Regions from separate parts of the Homo sapiens genome. Here region 2 is linked to region 1. The links are chromatin loops, found by intact Hi-C in ENCODE. Cell type or tissue: PC-3. All regions are shown on one strand. Links, peaks and the distances in the headings refer to the core of each region. The heading gives the core; the rest is flanking DNA. Region 1 has its middle 4.8 kb from the start of TOP6BL. Region 2 overlaps TOP6BL (TOP6B like initiator of meiotic double strand breaks).

What was found. Peaks named below come from ENCODE experiments on the same cell type or tissue, not always from the same donor. Only the 100,000 strongest peaks of a DNase experiment are listed, where the experiment ranks them.
Region 2: it touches region 1 in a loop (3-fold over the local background); 10 of 110 quality-filtered maps call a loop at or near these places.

What each region holds. Positions count from the first base shown.
Region 1 is chr11:66,738,588-66,741,389 of GRCh38, forward strand. It overlaps a transcript of SPTBN2 not described here. Among named protein-coding and RNA genes, the nearest start is that of TOP6BL, 4.8 kb to the right of the region's middle. In PC-3, for the core only: a CTCF peak has its summit at 1,551; a DNase peak (open chromatin) is centred at 1,574; H3K4me3 peaks cover 384 bases; H3K27ac peaks cover 1,318 bases.
Region 2 is chr11:66,814,309-66,817,110 of GRCh38, forward strand. TOP6BL (TOP6B like initiator of meiotic double strand breaks) reads left to right here. Exons shown (of 15, transcript NM_001302084.2): 9 at 1,745-1,891. Among named protein-coding and RNA genes, the nearest start is that of RCE1, 28 kb to the right of the region's middle. In PC-3, for the core only: no CTCF peak of the experiment used is centred there; a DNase peak (open chromatin) is centred at 1,533; H3K4me3 peaks cover 1,342 bases; H3K27ac peaks cover 2,238 bases.

The DNA.
Region 1 (2,802 bases), core at 112-2,611:
TCACTATAACCTGCACCTCTCGGGTTCAAGCAATTCTCCTGCCTCAGTCTTCTGAGTAGCTGGGACTACAGGTGCTCGCCACCACGCCCGGCTAATTTTTGTATTTTTAGTAGAGATGTGGTTTCACCATGTTGGCCAAGATGGTCTCTATCTCCTGACCTCATTACCTGCCTGCCTCGGCCTCCCAAAGTGCTGGGATTACAGGCGTGAGCCACTGCGCTTGGCCATTATTATTATTTTTTGAGACAGTGTCTCACTCTGTTGCCCAGGCTGGAGTGCAGCAGCCCAATCTCAGCTCACTGCAACCTCTGCTTCCCAGATTCAAGCAATCCTCCCACCTCAGCCTCATGAGTAGCTGGGACTATAGGTGCTCACCACCATGCCTGCCTAATTTATTTTTTGTAAAGGCAGGGTTTGCCATGTTGGCCAGGCTGGTCTTGGGCTCCCGAGCTCAAGCGATCTGCCCACTTTAGCCTCCCCAAATGCTGGGATTACAGGCGTGAGCCAACGTGCCGGGCCTAAGTTTTAATTTTTTTAAAGATGAGGTCTCATTATGTTGTCCAGGCTGGTCTCCAACTCCTAGGCTCAAGCAATCCTCCTGCCTAGGCCTCCTCAAGTGCTGGGATTACAGGCGTGAGCCACTGTGCACAGCCAAGTCAACTTTTAGAGATCGGTGAAAAATCAGCTCAACTAAGGTTCCAGAAAACTAGCTTTAAAGACTGTACACCTGTATCCCTGGCAAAGTGCTTCGGAGTACTGTAATCACACACAGTCAGGATGTCTCAATTCTTTTCCCATTTTACCTCTCTTTAGGTGTTATATTTTAGTTTTCCATAGCTAAAATAGGAAAATTCTCCCAGGAATATAGTTAAAATAATGTCTATGAAACAATCTGAGAGTTTTAGAATATGTGGAGTCAATGTCCTCTTTAATGAGGCTGCTGGAAGAATTTTTGTCTCAATTAGCCTACCTGTCTTTCAAATACAGTTGATCATCTGGTCTTTGGATCAATAGGTTTACTTGACCATATGTGACCACATTACAGTGCTGTTTGCATTCCCAAGGTTTCTAAGTCACAAAGAATACTTCTCTTCCAGTGGACATCAGCTGGCAGGACAAATCCAGCCCTACTTAGAGATAAGGTAAAAAGCCAATTATAGCCTGGGCGCAGTGGCTCACGCCTGTAATCCCCCCAGCACTTTAGGAGGCTGAGACAGGCAGATCACATGAGGTCAGGTGTTCGAGACCAGCCTGGCCAACATGGTGAAAGCCTGTCTCTACTAAAAATACAAAAATTAGCCAGGTACGGTGATGCATGCCTGTAATCCCAGCTGCTCGTGAGGCTGAGGCAGGAGAATAGCTTGAACCCAGGAGATGGAGGTTGCAGTGAGCCGAGATCCTGCCACTGCACTCCAGCCCAGGCAACAAGAACAAAACTCCTTCAAAAAAAAGCCAGTTACACAGGGCAGAACCACTTTGTGATGTAGATTTTATTGGCTATCTAGGCAGAGGAAAAATTGGACAATAATAGGAAAGGAATGAAATCTCCTGGGCTGGCCCAGCACCTGCTACTGGTGGATGAGAAATCAGACTTTGTGCAAAGGGTGACTTGGCCAGGAAGAACAGGAAGTTAGTCAGTATCATAGTCAGTTATTCAAGGAGAGGAAGAAAACAGGGAATGGGGGTGAAGAACGAAATACTCGAGTTATATAAACTTTGGTACTGTCCCAGGAAAAGAATCTCTCTTTTCCCCTAAGTCTTAGAAAGGGGAAGAACAGATGCTGTAGTCCAAGAATTGCACAAAAGTCAGCACCATTATGGCCTCTAGTTGCCCCCATTAGCCCAATAATATTCCTCTGCTAGAACATCCCTGTCTGACCCCTGATAAGAAAGCAGAGGGAGGTGAGTGGTGAAGCTGCCCCAGATTCTGTGCTCCAGGTGGAGAAGGCCTCAAGAAGGTGAAGGGATGAGCTAATCTGAGCCTCATGGCCCCATTTCCAAGGATGTGATTAGTGGAGAGTCACCTGGGACCTGCTCCATTTCAGGAAACCCGGTTATGGGAACTGGTATGGGACAGACTTTGCTCAGGACCCGAGAGAAGCAGTTAACCCTTTCCTACTGTCTGGATGGGAAACAGCTTAATAGTTGCTTGGTTCTTTCCCAGGGGAGGGAGTCTTCAAATGGACTTCCTTTTGCATCAGCTTGGAAAGGCGGACCTCAAGGATATTTTCTACTTAAGTTCCTAGGGTCAGCCTCTTTAGGGCATTTGAAAGCTCTAGGGGAGCCTAAGAAACAAGGTGGGGCCTTAAGAAGTGTCTAGGAGACACAGAGAGGGCACATTCAAAAGGAAAGCTCAACAGTCCCTAAAATGTCATTGTTCATCTGGCAGCACTCCCTAGGATGTTCTGGTTCCACTCAAACCCTTGAGTTTGGGTCAGAATCAGTCTTGGGCTCTTCTTATAGGGGGGCAGGGAGTGTGTCTCAGACAGAGGGTTTCTTTTTGGAATAAACAAGATATCCAAAGTAGACATGTGATATGGTTTGGCTGTGTGACCATCCAAATCTCATCTTGAAGTGTAGTTCCCATAATCCCCATGTGTCATGGGAGGGACCAGGCGGAGATAATTCAATCATGGGGGCAGTTTCCCTCATCCTGTTCTTCTGATAGTGAATTAGTTCTCAAGAGATCTGATGGTTTTATAAGGGGCTTCCCCCTTCACTGGGCACTCATTCTTCCCCTTCCTGCTGCCATGTGAAGAAGTATCTGTTTACTTCCCCTTCTGCCATGATTCTAAGTTTCCT
Region 2 (2,802 bases), core at 215-2,714, 76 kb after region 1:
AGTGCAGTGGTATGATCTTGGCTGGCTGCAACCTCCGCCTCCCGGGTTCAAGTGATCCTCCTGCCTCACCCTTCCGAGTAGCTGGGATTACAGGTGCCTACCACCATGCCTGGCTAATAGTTTTTTGTATTTTTGGTAGAGACAGAGTTTCCCCATGTTGGCCAGGCTGGTCTTGAACTCCTGACCTCAAGTGGCCCACCTGTCTCAGCCTCTCAAAGTGCTGGTATTACAGGTGTGAGCCACCGCACCCGGCCTGGCATTGCATGTTGATACTGGTTCTCCTCTTACTTCCTCTGCTGCCTCCTCTATTCCTGGTCCTTCTGTTAGATACTTGTTCAGAGGATTTCTAATGTACCTAATCTGTCAACTCTGGGCCTTTACAAAGGTGAGTAAGGGAGCAATGATACCTCTGAACTACTGTGGAAGAGAAATGCTTCATAATGAACTGAGAAAATCCACATAAAATTCCTTAGAAAAAGTTAAAACGCATACAAATGCAAGATGTAATAGTATTAGGCCTAGGAAGCTGGCTGTAATATTCCCATAAGCTCTAACCACACCAGCTTTGGGTGAATCATGCTAAAAGCTGGAGGTTAATAACTGAGCTAATAAAACTGGGAAATTGGAGTATGCGACCATGGGCTGATATCTAGGAGGGGTTGCAGTTTTGAGATTGACTGTTCTAACTAGAATCCTTTGAAATTTAGAAGGTAGTCTGGTCGTCTGGCTCCTGAAGAAGACGACCAGTAGGGAAGAGGTATTCTGCGGCTATGACTGGTATGAGAACATTGAAGCCTACTGGGATGGGGCAGTATCTTAGAGGGAATGATAGACTCCACCGATTTCGAATAGAGATATGACTGGTGAATTTCTAGGGATCGCCATACCTCCTTTTCTCTTTCATTTTTGTTTTTGGGCTTTGCTGGTTTAGTTTTTTGCCAATTCATGGTCCTGAACTTTCTCAGTTAACTTTGGAAATGAATAACGTAGGAAATGTCCTCTCATCTCCCTCCCTTATTACTCTAAAGGACAGAACCAGGATCCACATGGAGGTACTTCTCTACATGGATCTGAAATATGGGACTATCCTGATTGTATTCTAAAGGATCAAGGTGCTAGAAAGTGACCACTGGGCAATGGATTACATTTGGGGATACAAATATATAGTATTGGGGCTAAGAGAACAGGTTTTTTAGTCAGTCTAGCAAAGTCTAGAACTCAGTTCCACCACCTACTGGCTCCCGTTGGACGAGGTATTTAACCTATCTGTGCCTCTTTTCTTATCTGTAAAAGGGCATAAGAATAGGTTCTATCCGATACTGTTGTTGTGAAGTCTAAATGTTGAAATAGTACATAAGCATTTGATGCAGTACCTGGCACATAACACAAATTAGCTGTTGTCATTACACTCAGGTGAATCTAACCTCTTACCAGCCATACCTGCCTTAGAAAGTTGTACAAGGAATCAATGAATTTATTGTGTAGAGCTTCTCAGTAATGTAAAGGAGTGCTGTTTGGCTTGCATTTTACACACATAGTTACTATTTTAATGTTCTTCCTGTGAGTCATTATGATTTGCTTCCATCATGTGGATAGAGAAACAGGTTCAGGAGGGTAAATGGGTGTTCAGATTTAGATCTCCTATTCTCAGATCCTTCTTTGTTCAGAATACAGGTTCTGTAGTCACTTTGTATTTCAAGAGCTTTACTTATCTTAGAAATTCGTGTAATATCTTGTCCTCTAGATTTGGTGCTTCCAGATGTGAGTTATCAGGTGGAATCCAGTGAGGAGGATCAGTCTCAGACTATGGATCCTCAAGGACAAACTCTGCTGCTTTTTCTCTTTGTGGATTTCCACAGTGCATTTCCAGTCCAGCAAATGGAAATCTGGGGTAAGTATAAGAGAATGGGGTTGCCAGCTGGGGTGTGCCAAATGCTAAGAGAGAGGGAAACTTTGTGTAATGCACACATCTAAATTAGATATATTTCTGTAGAATAAATAAGTTCAGTGAAAAACCTTGCTTAATAAAATGAACATATCCTATAGAAAAGATTCATATATTGATGCATCGCTTAAATGATGACATTTCTAGTCTGGTTGGCCAGAAATCAGCAGATACTTCATATATTGCTCCCTAGGGATCAGCGGTTTTCAACGTTAGCCGCACAATATATTACCTGGAGAGCATCTAAAATGCTTACTCCCCAGAGATTCTGATTTCCAGATGGACTGAGGTGGGGCTTAGGGTTCAGTATGTTTTTAAATTTTTTTTATTTTTAGAGATGCTCTGTCGTCCAGGCTGGAGTACAGTTGCGCGAGCATAGCTCAATGCAACATCAAACTCCTGGGCTCATGTGGTCCTCCCGCTTCAGCCTCCCAAGTAGCTGGGCCTACAGATGCATGCCAGTGCACCTGGATAACTTTTTCAATTATATTTTGTATTATTATTTTTTGTATGGAGGTCTTGCTTTGTTGCCCAGGCTGTTCTCGAACTCCTGGCTTCAAGTAATCTTCCTTCCTCGGCATCCCCAAGTGCTTGTCAGTATGTTTTTAAAGTTTCTCAGGCTGGGTGCGGTGGCTCATGCCTGTAATCTCAGCACTTTGGGAGGTTGAAGTGGGTGGATCACTTGCAGCCAGGAGTTCAAGGCCAGCCTAGCTAACACGGCGAAACCCCATCTCTACTAAAAATACAAAAATTAGCTGGCATGGTGGCAGCTTCTTGTAATCCCAGCTATTCAGGAGGCTGAGGCAGGAGAATCTCTTGAACCCAGGAGGCAGAGGTTGCAGTGAGCCAAGATTGTA